Regions from separate parts of the Homo sapiens genome. Here region 1 is linked to region 2. Evidence: chromatin contacts called from ENCODE Hi-C or POLR2A ChIA-PET data. All regions are on one chromosome and are shown on one strand. Each heading gives the region's core, a stretch centred on a gene start or an enhancer-like site at or near the end of the contact. The rest is flanking DNA. Distances are from core to core; before and after follow the strand shown.

Evidence for each region. Hi-C counts contacts between places; a loop is a spot of excess contacts on that map. ChIA-PET counts read pairs that join two places held with the same protein, here RNA polymerase II (POLR2A). Pooled maps may share reads with other maps.
Region 1: a pooled map shows a loop between it and region 2 (5-fold over the local background). The contact joins the promoter of AGPAT2 here to the promoter of PAXX in region 2. A Hi-C loop is called at or near these places in 6 of 50 pooled maps. POLR2A ChIA-PET finds 5 or more read pairs at or near these places in 4 of 52 experiments (CD4-positive, alpha-beta memory T cell, HepG2, WTC11 and 1 more).

Annotation. Positions count from the first base shown.
Region 1 is chr9:136,684,048-136,689,767 of GRCh38, forward strand. It overlaps AGPAT2 (1-acylglycerol-3-phosphate O-acyltransferase 2), which reads right to left and starts at 3,410. Exons shown (of 6, transcript NM_006412.4): 1 at 3,129-3,410. The coding sequence starts at 3,310. RefSeq lists an enhancer at 2,015-2,876 and silencers at 2,597-3,166, 3,387-3,586, 4,057-4,136.
Region 2 is chr9:136,989,693-136,995,335 of GRCh38, forward strand. PAXX (PAXX non-homologous end joining factor) reads left to right here and starts at 2,730. Exons shown (of 7, transcript NM_183241.3): 1 at 2,730-2,870; 2 at 2,948-3,008; 3 at 3,233-3,282; 4 at 3,361-3,551; 5 at 3,651-3,719; 6 at 3,888-3,972; 7 at 4,074-4,284. The coding sequence starts at 2,752. The coding sequence ends at 4,113. CLIC3 (chloride intracellular channel 3) reads right to left here. Exons shown (of 6, transcript NM_004669.3): 4 at 5,494-5,600; 5 at 5,238-5,413; 6 at 4,916-5,147. The coding sequence ends at 4,989. RefSeq lists silencers at 545-839, 2,286-2,575, 2,586-2,965 and an enhancer at 2,923-3,465.

The DNA.
Region 1 (5,720 bases), core at 2,160-4,659, 300 kb before region 2:
TACCAGCAGAGCGTGGGGTTCAATTCGGGGAGCATCCTTAAGAGGAAGAGCACCCCTTTTCTGTCTGGGACCCTGAAAATGGTGGGAATAGAGGTCAAAGGAGCCGGAAACTAACTGCTGTTTCCCTAGGCTGCCCATCTGGTCTCCTTTGCTGTATGAAAAAGTAAACTTCTCTGTGGATTAAGCTGCTGTCTTGAGGGTTTTCTGATCCTGTAGCTGAACCCAGCTGTAGGACACGGAGCCGCTCTGGGCTTTGCTTTCCTCTGTCGAATGGATGTACCAGGGCATCGGCCCCTGGTGAGGAAACGTCCCCTGCAGCTCCACCGTAACTGCGCACACAGGGAAGGGCTCAGGGGACACCCCCTGCCTGGAAGGGGTCCGTGGTCTCAGCCCCAAGCCCGGTGGGAACGAAGGCTGCCTCAGAGGTTCTAGTCCCATCACTGTCCCTCACACGCTCAGAACTACGGTGTAGACGGTGGGGGTCTCTTGGGTGCCGCCTGGAACCCCGTGGGGAGGGGCTGGGCCTCAGCCAGGGCAGCCATTGCTCAGGGGCAAGATGGAGCGCCCCTCCCAGAGCTCAGGCCTGCCGCAGGGCTGCCTCACCAGCCCCAAGCGCTGGGCTGGGAACAAGGGGAAAGGGAAAAGCAGGTACTCTGGAGTCACTGTCAGTGGGTTCGAACCCCAGTTCCACCCCATCCTGGCTTGGGGACCCTGCCCCAGTTTCAAGTTGCTTATCTCAGCCTCAGTGTCCTTATTTGTAACACAGAGCACACGCGAATCCCTGTTCCTGAGGCTGGAGGCACCCGTGGCGTACAGCAGGAACAGAGGCCGAGTATCCCCTCCTTCCCTTCCAGCCCCCCGGGTCCCTTCCCTGGAGTGACAAAGCGCCTGCTCTTCATCTGCCTTTCTCACCCCTCCCGACGGCCCCCACGGAGGGAACGCACGTTCGCAACAGCCCCACTCTTAGCCATTGCTGGGAGTCTTGGAAGTCATCAGGGACCCTGGGGCCTGGGGAGCACGTGCAGAGGTGTGGGGGAAGGTAGCCATGGAGCCCCAGGCCTCTCCTCCAGACTGCCCTGCCCTCTGGCCCTCCCTTCTCTTCAGGGACCAAAGCAGGAACAAAGCACCTGCTGTTAGTAGCCAGTGTCCCGGAAGCCACTACTCCACAGGCCTGAGCCTGGGTGCTGCCCTGGAGAGGTGAGGGCGGCAGGAGGGTCCCATCCAAGCACCATCAGAGGCCCCAGGTCCCGAGGACACCCAGGTTAGCCAGAATCTCCAAGCTGAGATGGGGACAGGGCCCAGTGGGGCAGCAGGGCCAGTGCCAGCCAACCCAGCCTGCCAGGTCCATAGAAAGGGCAGCAGGTGAACTGTGATTTGGTCCCTGGAAAACAGCTAGGAAGTCCAGGCAGAGGCCCCTGCAGAACAAGCCAGGCTTTCTCACACGAGGAGGCCGCCGATGAAGAGGCCCGTGGCCTGTGGCCTGGCTCAGTAGTGGGGTCTGCTCCAGGGTCTCCTAAGTCAGGTGCCCCATCATTTCTGCCAAAAGAACAGGACCCCGTCCCCTGTCCACACCCCAGGACACGCCCAGCACAGGATGCCCTGCAGGCATCAGAACCACACAAGCCATTTCCTCGGGGTGGGGGGCACCCCAAGGAACCCACAGACTGGCCCCTCCTCAGCTGGGAAAGCCGCACCCTCGCCCCTACTCTGAAGCACCCCAGGGGCTGAGGGGGGCCCCTCACAGAGACCCCTGCCTACAGGGGATCCCAGGGCCAGAACCACAGGTGAGGCCTTCACAGATTCCAGCACAGGTGCCCAGAGCCCAGCCCCCAGGAACTCCCTGTTTCTGCAAACTGCCTTCCTCGCTGAAGGGTGCTCCACTGGGGACGTCAGCGCCAGTCACCACCTGGGCCAGCCCTGGAGTGTGCGCTCCCCGGGACCCCGGCCTGGGCCACCTGGCCCACATCACCACTGGTCACACACGTCTGGCTGAGCAGCCAGCAGGCCCTTCTCGGACTCTCCATGCTCACCATCAGGCCCAGGGTCCTCCTTCATATTCCTGGAGCTTCTGGGGCTCCGTTGGAAGCCATGACTGTAGGCCCGTTCCAGCAGCCTCAGTGCCCTCCCAGGGCTGGCAAGGACAGCGAGTGCAGGGAGCTAGCAAACCCTCACCCACTGCCCCTGGAACCACGGGGAAGGGGGCCTCTGGGGCCACAATGCCCCCACCCCAGGCCATTGCAAAAGCCACTGGCTGGGCAGTCCAAACAGGGCAGGGAGAAATGTAGCAACAGCCTGGGGACGGCTAACAGGGAGAGGGGGCAGGCAAGAGCCTTCTCCAGCAGCCACCCCGCCCAGGAGCAGGCAGCCCCCGCCGTCTTTGGCAGCCCAGTCTGACCTCTGGCCCCCAACCCCAGCCTGGCAAAACCAAGCTCCCACCTTCTGGAAGGCGTCCAGGGGAAAATTTCAGCCCCGCCGAACCCTAGTCCTAACTCTTCCTTCCCTTCGCTTGGAAGCTGGGCCCCCGGAGCTGTAGGCCAGGGGCGCGCTCCCCAGCACGGAAGCAGGTCCCCTCCGGGTCCCCCACCTCCCTGCGAAGAGGAAAGGGAGAGAAAGGGGAACCCGCCCCACAGGTGCGCCCATCACCGGGCGGACAGTCAGGAGGGGGTCGGAGGGAGGCCGAGGGGTGCCCCCACGCCGTCGTGCGCCCTGATCAATAGCCCTGGGGCAAGTCCCCGCCGCCCCGGCCTCGGTTTCCCCGCTCAGGAAGCAGGGCTGAGCCTCTCCCAGCGCGGACCGGCCCCCTTTCTCTCCGAAAGCTGCTCCACCCCCGGAACCCCACGCCGGGCTGCAGGGACGCGGCGGAGGCCGAAACCGGTGTAGACGCCCGGGGCCAGGGCGGGGGGTGGGGTGCTGGGCACTGTGACGCCGGCTCCTTGACCCCGTGACTCCGGGACCCCCTGACTCCGGGACCCCCTCCTGTGCCTGCCGCCGGCCCAGGCGCGCTCTCCCCGGAGCCCCGGAGCGGGGCGGGACGGGCGGGGCAGGAAGGAGGGAAGCCCAGAAGAAAGTTAGGGAAGCGGAAGCGGCGCGGCGGTTCCCCGGCCCCTCCCGGCGGCCCCCGGCCTTGCCTCATGTTCTCCACCGTCCGGCCGCCGTGGCGCAGCAGGCAGACGAGCGAGGCCACGGCGGACACCGTGAAGCACAGCGCGCAGTACAGGGCGACCTTGGCGTAGAACTCGGCCGCGCGGCTCAGCTGCACCAGCAGCAGCAGCAACAGCAGCGCCGCGGCCAGACACGGCCACAGCTCCATGGCCCGGCCCGGCGCCCGACGGCGCCGCCAGCTCGCTCCCGCTCCCGCTCCCGCTTCTCCCCCGCGCGCTCAGGCCCCTTATTGCGAGGGCGGCGGGGCTGGGCGGGGCGGGGCGCGGCGTGGGGGAGGAGCGCGCGGCAGGGAAGGGCTAGGTGCGGCGCCCCGCCCCGACACTGTCCCCAACAACGCCCCGACACGGTCCCCTCACCAGGCCCCGCCCCGCCACTGTCCCCAACCCCGCCCCGACACGGCCCCCCCTTCCCGCCCTGGGTCACCCGGCCCGGACCTCCCCTCCACGCTCCCTCCCCACAGCCTTCTGCCAGGTTACCGAGGCTCTGGCGCTCTGCTCCCACCCTCCCGGTCCCAGGGGACCCCCCCATCATGGCTTGCCGGTGGCTCGGGCTCTGGCGCTGCCCCCCATGGTCTGGGCCTCCTGCCCCGCCCGGTGCCCCCTCCCCCCGCTGCCGGGGCAGCCACAGGCTCCCGCGCGCAGAACCACAGCTCCCCAAGGGCGTAAAACCAGCGGGGATGCGCCCGTGCCAGGCCGGTGGCCACGCAAAGGGCCGCCGGAACCGCCCCCGAGTGACCAGTGGCCACCTGGCAGAAAGCCTGGCTCTTAGGGTGTTCTCGGTCCCCTGCGGGGAGACTCGTGGGGGCGCGCAGGCCAACTGGGGCGTGTGTCTGGGCGGGGCTGGGTTGCCCCACCCTGGGTGCCAGAAGTAGCCTTGTCACCAGGGACGCTCCGGGGGCAGGCGAGGTGGGTGTCAGGTGGCGGCGTTCACATCCGCTTGGCAGCACGGCCAGCGTGGCAGGGCAAGGTGCAGCTGGGACAAGGGCAGCAGTCACCTGGCCCGGCCCCCACCCGGCGTCCCACCTCAGGGAGCAGATGGAGATTGAAAAGCAGTTTCCTGGGGTCCCTCCTCATAGGGACTCTTGGGTTTGCTGCAGTTGCGGGAGTGCTGGCCGCCCTGCGCTCTAACGGGTCAGCAGGGGAGCACGGCCCCTCTTTTTTCAGATGCAGAGTTGAGCTGTTAAAACATTTCCCTGAACATTGTAACCACCCCCCAAACTGTACTGAGAGAATGACAAATACAGAAACTGCTCTTCAAATGAATGGGGAACTGCGGTCCTGAAGGACGTGGGGTCTCGCTGCCTGGGCTCAGCAGCCCCTGCCCAGGCGGTCCCAGCTTTTCTTGAAAGTGGAGACACATCCTTTTGCCTTAGGCCTGTAGGCATCTTACAGCGAAACCCAGGAGAGCATTTTCCAGCCCAGTCTCCTTCCAGATCCATATGGGCTTCATCTGGAATCAGCTTGGAGGGCCTGGCTTGACCTCTTTCCACGCTTGGAGCCGGAACTGCACACCCCGCAGCCGGGAGGTCTGAGAGCTGCACTGCTGTGCCTCTGAGAGGCTGAGAGGTGGCTGCTGACGGCTGCGGGGTTTTCATCTTCCAGGGCAGATGAGGTGGGTGCACCCTGCAGACAGGAGTGCCGCTGCCGGGAGCTGGGGGATGCGGGGGTGTGGGCTGGGGTCCCAGGTGGACTTCCTGGAGGAGTGGGGCTTCACAGCACCTTCAGCTGGAGGCTCTGTGCACCCAGGTCCCGAGCAGGTTGTACCCTGGCTGTGGAATCCAGTCCTCACAACCATCAGGCCTGTCCAGGGGCTTTACATGCCAGCCCCCTTCTTGTCCTTTACCTCCCAGCCCACCGACCTTTCCAGGGTGGCCACCATCTTCCTGCACCCCTAGGTGACTGTGTGTGTGTTGGACACCTCTCCCTCCTCTCCTCCCCCCGGAATGGAGCCCGTGGGGCCTCATCTGTTTTGTGCACCATGTGCGACCAGCACTCAGGCCAATGTCTGGCACATAGCAGGTGCTCAGCACACACTTTCCATAGTAGCAAAGGCATCCCCATTTTACAGAGGGAAAACTGAGGCTCTCAAGGGTGAACACCAGACAGCCGGGACGTGACAGAGGAAAAGAGGCTGACTCTGAGCCGGAAGACTCCTGCCAGGGCTGGCAGGAACAGTGCCAGGGCAGCACACGGTGACCCTGTTGCCTCCCCAGACAAGGTGGGGTTTTGCCCACTGCTCTCCTGAAGAGGGTGAGACCTAATTTCACCTCCTCCCTCTTCTCTGCACCTTGCAGAAGTGTTGAGAGAAACGTCCACTTTTCCTCCGACAAGATCCAAGAGGAGGCGGGCCAGGGACTTGGGGAGTGATGAGGAAGTACTGTGTATTTTAATATAATGCCACATTTGGGAAGCTAACACATTATTTGTTTCTAGAAGTAAAGCTCCAGAGAATCTTATGGGCTGGCAGAGATGCCAAGAAAAGAGATTTTCTTCTTCTTTTTTTTTTTTTGAGACGGAGTCTCGCTCTGTCACCCAGGCTGGAGTGCAGTGGCGTGATCT
Region 2 (5,643 bases), core at 1,480-3,979:
TTTGTCTCAAAGTGTGGCGTTTCTGTATAACTCGCTTGGTCACAACACTGGCTTCTGATAGCAGCCTGTAATCCTTGGCTTGTGGGCTGCATCGCTCCAGTTCCTCCCTCCATGCCATGCTGCCTTCTTTTCTGTCTCAAAGCTTCCTCTGCCTCACTTTTAAAAGGCCCTTGAGATGGCACTGAGGGCCTCCCTGGGCAATCCAGGATAATCACCCCATCTCAAGGGAATATCTGCAAACACTCCTTTCTTTTCTTTCCTTTTTTTGGGGGGAAGGGGAGACAGGATCTCACTCTGTTGCCCAGGCTGGAATGCAGTGCCCAGCATCTTCCATAGACAATAGCATTCACAGGTCCCAGGGATTAGGGCCTGATATCTGGGGCCTGCTACAGCCAGCATCTCAGAGTTCACATGACAAAGAAGAGGCCCCCCAGTCCTCTCCAAATCTGCCCCACCCCAGTCATCTTGGGGATGAATCTCCCCTTTCCACTCTTCCCAAATGCCAGGGCCATCCTTGATTGTTCTTTGTCTCCTCCTCCCTCCACCTCCAGTCCGAGCCCATGGTCCACCCCTCTCCTCTGCAGCCCCCGTCCTCTCTCCTCACAGCACAGAATACGGACTTCACACACATAAGTCAGACGTGCCACTTCCCATCCACCCCTGCTTAAACCTCCAACAGCCACCACCCCCCATTCATTCATTCACAATGTTTATTCAGTGTCTGTATGTGCCAGCCATTGTGTAAGCGCTGAAGAGACGGATACACTGGCAGGTAAAACAGACAGAAATCCCTGCCCTCATGGACCTCCTGGGGTGATGGACAATAAGCAGGGTAAATAAGTGTATTGGTGGTCACTTACTGCAGAGTGACAGGTTACCCCAAATGCAGCTGCTTAACCAGCAGGCATGCATTATCTCCCAGTGTCAGCCAGGCAGGACTCTGGGCCTTTGACACAAAGTTTCAGGAGGCTGTGGTCAAGCTGCCGGCCGATGATGTGGTCTCATGGGAAGGCTCAGCTGGGGCGTCAGCTTCCCGGTTCCCTTGCTGGCCATGGTCATCCCCTTAGGGCTGCCTCATGTCACACCCAGCAATTCAAGAGCAATTTTGTCCTATTCTAGTTGCCAGAAGCAAGTCATTAATAAAGTCCAGCCCAAGGGGAGGGGAGTGCAGAAAAGTCTAAACCCAGGAGGGTATAACAGGGAGCTAGCTGCCAGAATAAAGCAAGCCAAAGTGTACTTTCTACAGTGAGAAGTGTGAAAAATAGGGAAATGACAGGAGAGAGGGATGTGAGAGCTGGGCAGCATGCTGCAATGTCAGAACAACACCAGGGAAGGTCTCACTAAAGTGACTTTTGAGTAAAGACCTGAAGGAAGCATGTGAGTCTGGGGAAAGGATGTGCCAGGCAGAAACAGCAGCATGTGCAGAGGCCCAGGGGGCAGGAGCCAGGACTGGGAGTGAACTGGGAAGCAGGAGGAGGTGAGGCAGGCTTGCTGTGGGAGCACTCCGATATGGAAGCGTAGCTTACAGACCCACTGGCCCTCCCCACAGCACCATGCTGCCAACCTGGCCTTCTTGCCGAGCCTTGAACAGAACCATTATTTATGTGGCCAGGCCTCCGCCTGGGATCTCCCTGTCCCTGGTGGGAGCCATCCTCTTCCTCCTGCCCTCATAGCACCCGCTGCAGTTTCTCCTGGCGCTTGGCCCTGCCTGAGAGTGTGGTGTCTCTCCTATTGGATCCTAGAAGCTCCAGGGAGTCAGAGACCTTGTCTGTTGATCGATATCCAGGCCTAGGACAACAGGCACGTAGGAGGAGCTGGAGGAATACCATGCGCGGGACAGAGAGCGCAGAAGCCTTCTTCCCTGGAGATCGCTCTGTACTGTGACTTCTTTTTTTGTTTGTTTGAGACAGAGTCTCGCTCTGTTGCCCAGGCTGGAATGCAGTGGCGCGATCTCGGCTCACTGCAACCTCCACCTCCCTGGTTCAAGCAATTCCCCTGCCTCACAGGCGTGCGCCACCACACCTGGCTAATTTTTTTGTATTTTTAGTAGAGACGGGGTTTCACCATGTTGGCCAGACTGGTCTCGAACTCCTGACCTCAGGCAATCTGCCCGCCTCGGCCTCCCAAAGTGCTGGGATTACAGGCGTGAGTCACCTTGCCGGACCAACCGTAACTTCTTACGATTAGAGTTAGGAAGCTTCCGGTTTGTGTGTGAAGACGATGGAAGGGCGGGGCTCCAGGATGTATCCGCAGAGCCACGGAGGGAACCTGGACTCGGCTGGACTTGGAGCCGGGGCGGGGGCGGGAGGGGGCGAGGTTCGAGTGGGGCTGCTCGCGGGCGCGAGGGCCAGAGCCCGGGATCGCGCCGTGGAGCCCACGACCGGCGAGGCCAGCGCTGGGGGCAGGGCCTCTGGATCCCTGACCCAGGACGCCCTGCTCCGGCCCGCCCCGCGCACTAAACTCGGCCTCTAGTCGCCTGAAGCCCGCGCGGGTACCGGGTCCGCGCGGCCCGGCCTGTGCCTTTAGCCCCGCCCCGAATCCCCCCACCCTCATAACCCCGCCCCTAACCCCGCCTCCACACACAGACCCCGCCCCCAACCAGACTCCGCCCCGCGCAAGCTCCCTAAGCCCGCGACTGGCCTGCACCCGGCTCCGGAAGTCGTTCTTCCGCGCAGGAGCCCTGAGCCCGCACAGCCCCGCCCCTCCCGGCGCCCAAGCCCCGCCCCGCCGGGTTCCCGCTCGCCCGGCGCCATGGATCCGCTGTCGCCGCCGCTCTGCACGCTGCCGCCGGGCCCCGAGCCGCCCCGCTTCGTGTGCTACTGCGAAGGGGAGGAAAGCGGGGAGGGGGACCGCGGCGGCTTCAACCTCTAGTGAGTGGGGGTCCGCGGGGAGGTAGGGGTGCAGGGAGCTCCGCGGGCGGCCCCGCCTGACAGGCCTTCTCCCCCAGCGTGACCGACGCCGCGGAGCTTTGGAGCACCTGCTTCACGCCGGACAGCCTGGCGGCCCTCGTGGGTAACTGGGCGGGTCTGGGAGCCGCCACACCCCTCCTTGCAGTGCAGATCGTCTATGGGGCGACAGACATCTGGGATTCCCCAGAAGGCTCTGACACCCTCTGCCCGCCCTGTAGCTGTAGTCCTCCCATTGGCTAGGGCTCTGGGGTCGGGCAGGTTTCGGGTGCCCCCAGTGGGCCTCGGGTTCCAGGCAGCTCGTGACAAGCCCCTGTGCTCTCTAGAAAGCCCGTTTTGGCCTGAGTGCGGCTGAGGACATCACCCCCCGGTTCAGGTGAGACCCAAGCAGGGAGGAAGGACGGGTGGGGAGGAGGAGGGTCTGCCACAGCTCTCCGCACCTCTCCTCTCCCAGGGCAGCCTGTGAGCAGCAAGCTGTGGCTCTGACTCTGCAGGAGGACAGAGCATCCCTGACGCTTTCAGGGGGGCCCTCGGCACTGGCCTTTGACCTCTCCAAGGTACCAGGCCCAGAGGCAGCCCCCAGGCTGCGGGCGCTGACACTGGGCCTGGCAAAACGCGTGTGGAGCCTGGAGCGGCGACTGGCAGGTAGGATTGGGGGTGGGCACCTCATACCTTCACTGGGGTCCCCTGCTCTTGCCCCCACTCCTGGCACTGAGTGGGGTTCCCATGGGCTTTCCTCCCCAGCTGCAGAAGAGACAGCTGTCAGCCCGAGGAAGAGCCCCCGGCCTGCAGGGCCTCAGCTCTTCTTACCAGGTAAGGCATGTCCGCCTGTGACTCAAGTAGGGCTGTGCTCTTTAACCTGGAACTCAGTTTCCCCCCAAACAAGACTCACGCTCCAGAGAGAATGCCTATCTATTCGGAGAAGGTTGTGGTTGGGATGCTGCCAGGTTCAGGAGCTGCCCCTGTCCTGTTTTCCCCCAGACCCAGATCCCCAGAGAGGTGGCCCTGGACCTGGAGTCAGGAGGCGGTGTCCAGGAGAGTCGCTCATCAACCCCGGGTTCAAGAGGTACCCTCCCACAGCCCCCTTCCTGCGCCCAGGGTCCAATCCTGGACCCCACCCCTTTCTCCACACCATAGTGCCATAGTGACACCCCTCTTCCCTCCCAGTAAGAAACCAGCTGGTGGCGTGGACTTCGATGAGACCTGAAGGTGCAGCACAAGCGTGGCCCCGCGGGGAGTCCGCCTATGAGGGGAGAGGCAGTCTTTGAGGCCCCCATCAGAGACCCCCCGCCACCACCTCCACCTGCCTGTCCTGGGCCAGGACTAACACGGCTCCTCAAATTCCTTCCCTGTCAAATAAACAGCTCCCTTGGTTGGAGGCTCTGGTGGGGCTCTGACTCCTGGCACTGGCCTGGGAAGGGATCAGGGAACACCCCTGGGCCTGTGTTCTGGGTGTAGGGCCACAGGATGTGAACAGATGCTGCAGCCTCTCAGCTCCCTGGAGACTTCCTTGCTGGGCCGGAGGGAGGTGAGCACTCTCAGACCGTCCAGCTATTCCAGCCCTGCCAGCCCAGGAGCTGAGAGGGGCCCAGCCAGGCAGGGCCAGGGCTCCCCAAGGCTTAGAACTTTGTTCCCACCCTCCCAGGCCGCACCCAGGTAGGGCACGGAGCCCCGTGGGAGGATGCAGACAGAAGTCCCGTGTAGACCCTGAGACACTGGAAGTGCCCTGCGGGGAGGGGAGCGCCTGCCCCGGGACAGGATTGAGGAATGTGCCAGCCCCCATCCACCTGGGGCACCCCGCCCCACCCCGGCCTGACTGGTTTGGGAGCCCAGTCCGGTCCTGGAGATCCCTGAGGCCACCGGTTGCAGGAGGCCTGGAGTCTGCGCCTTCTTAGCGTGGAGGATGGGACCGGCCCGACCCCCGGCGCTCCTGCCCCTGTGGTTCTGGGCTATCGGGCTGAGCGTCCCACCCTGGGGTTTGGGGATGGGAAGTGATCCCGAGACCTCTGGCCCTTCAGATGTCAGGACACCCTCACTCCCGACAAAGATGCCTTTATTGGGCGACAGACGCGGGGTGGGGCGCTAGCGGGGGTGCACGGCGGGCCGGTAGGCCGCCAGGATCTCGGCGCTGTGCGGACACGTGTATTTGAACTCTTTCTCCTGCATCGCGCTGTCCAGGTAGCGGCGTACGCCGCGCAGCTCCGCGGGGATGGGCGCCTGGCGGAAGTGCGCGCACACCGTCTGCGGGCAGGATCGCGGGGCGCGGTCAGGACCTGCCGTCCCCCAGGCGCGCCGCGGTCACCCTCCCGCCCGCCCACCTTCCGTGCTCACGTCGACGATGTGCAGCTTGGGCAGGAGGCTGCAGTCGGCCAGCGTGAGCCTGTCGCCGTCCAGGAAGCGGCGGCGGGACTCGCGCAGCTGCGGCTCCCCCGCCAGCTCGTGCTCCAGGGGCGCGCGCAGGTAGCTGTCCAGCCTGGCGAGGGCGCGCAGCAGCTGCTGGTACAGGGCTAGGGGGCAGGCGGCGCGGTGAGGACCAGGCCCAGGGCGCCCTCCCGCCTGGGCACCCGACCCCCTGACCCCGCTTCACCTTCGTCCTGCGCGGGCACCGGGTTCTTGATGAACGCGGAGAACTTGTGGAAAACGTCGTTGCCGGCGGTGTTGGACTCCCTGTAACGAGGCGCCAGGCTGGGGAAGCTGCGGGATGAGGGGGTGGGACTCCATTAGACTGGGGGCAGCC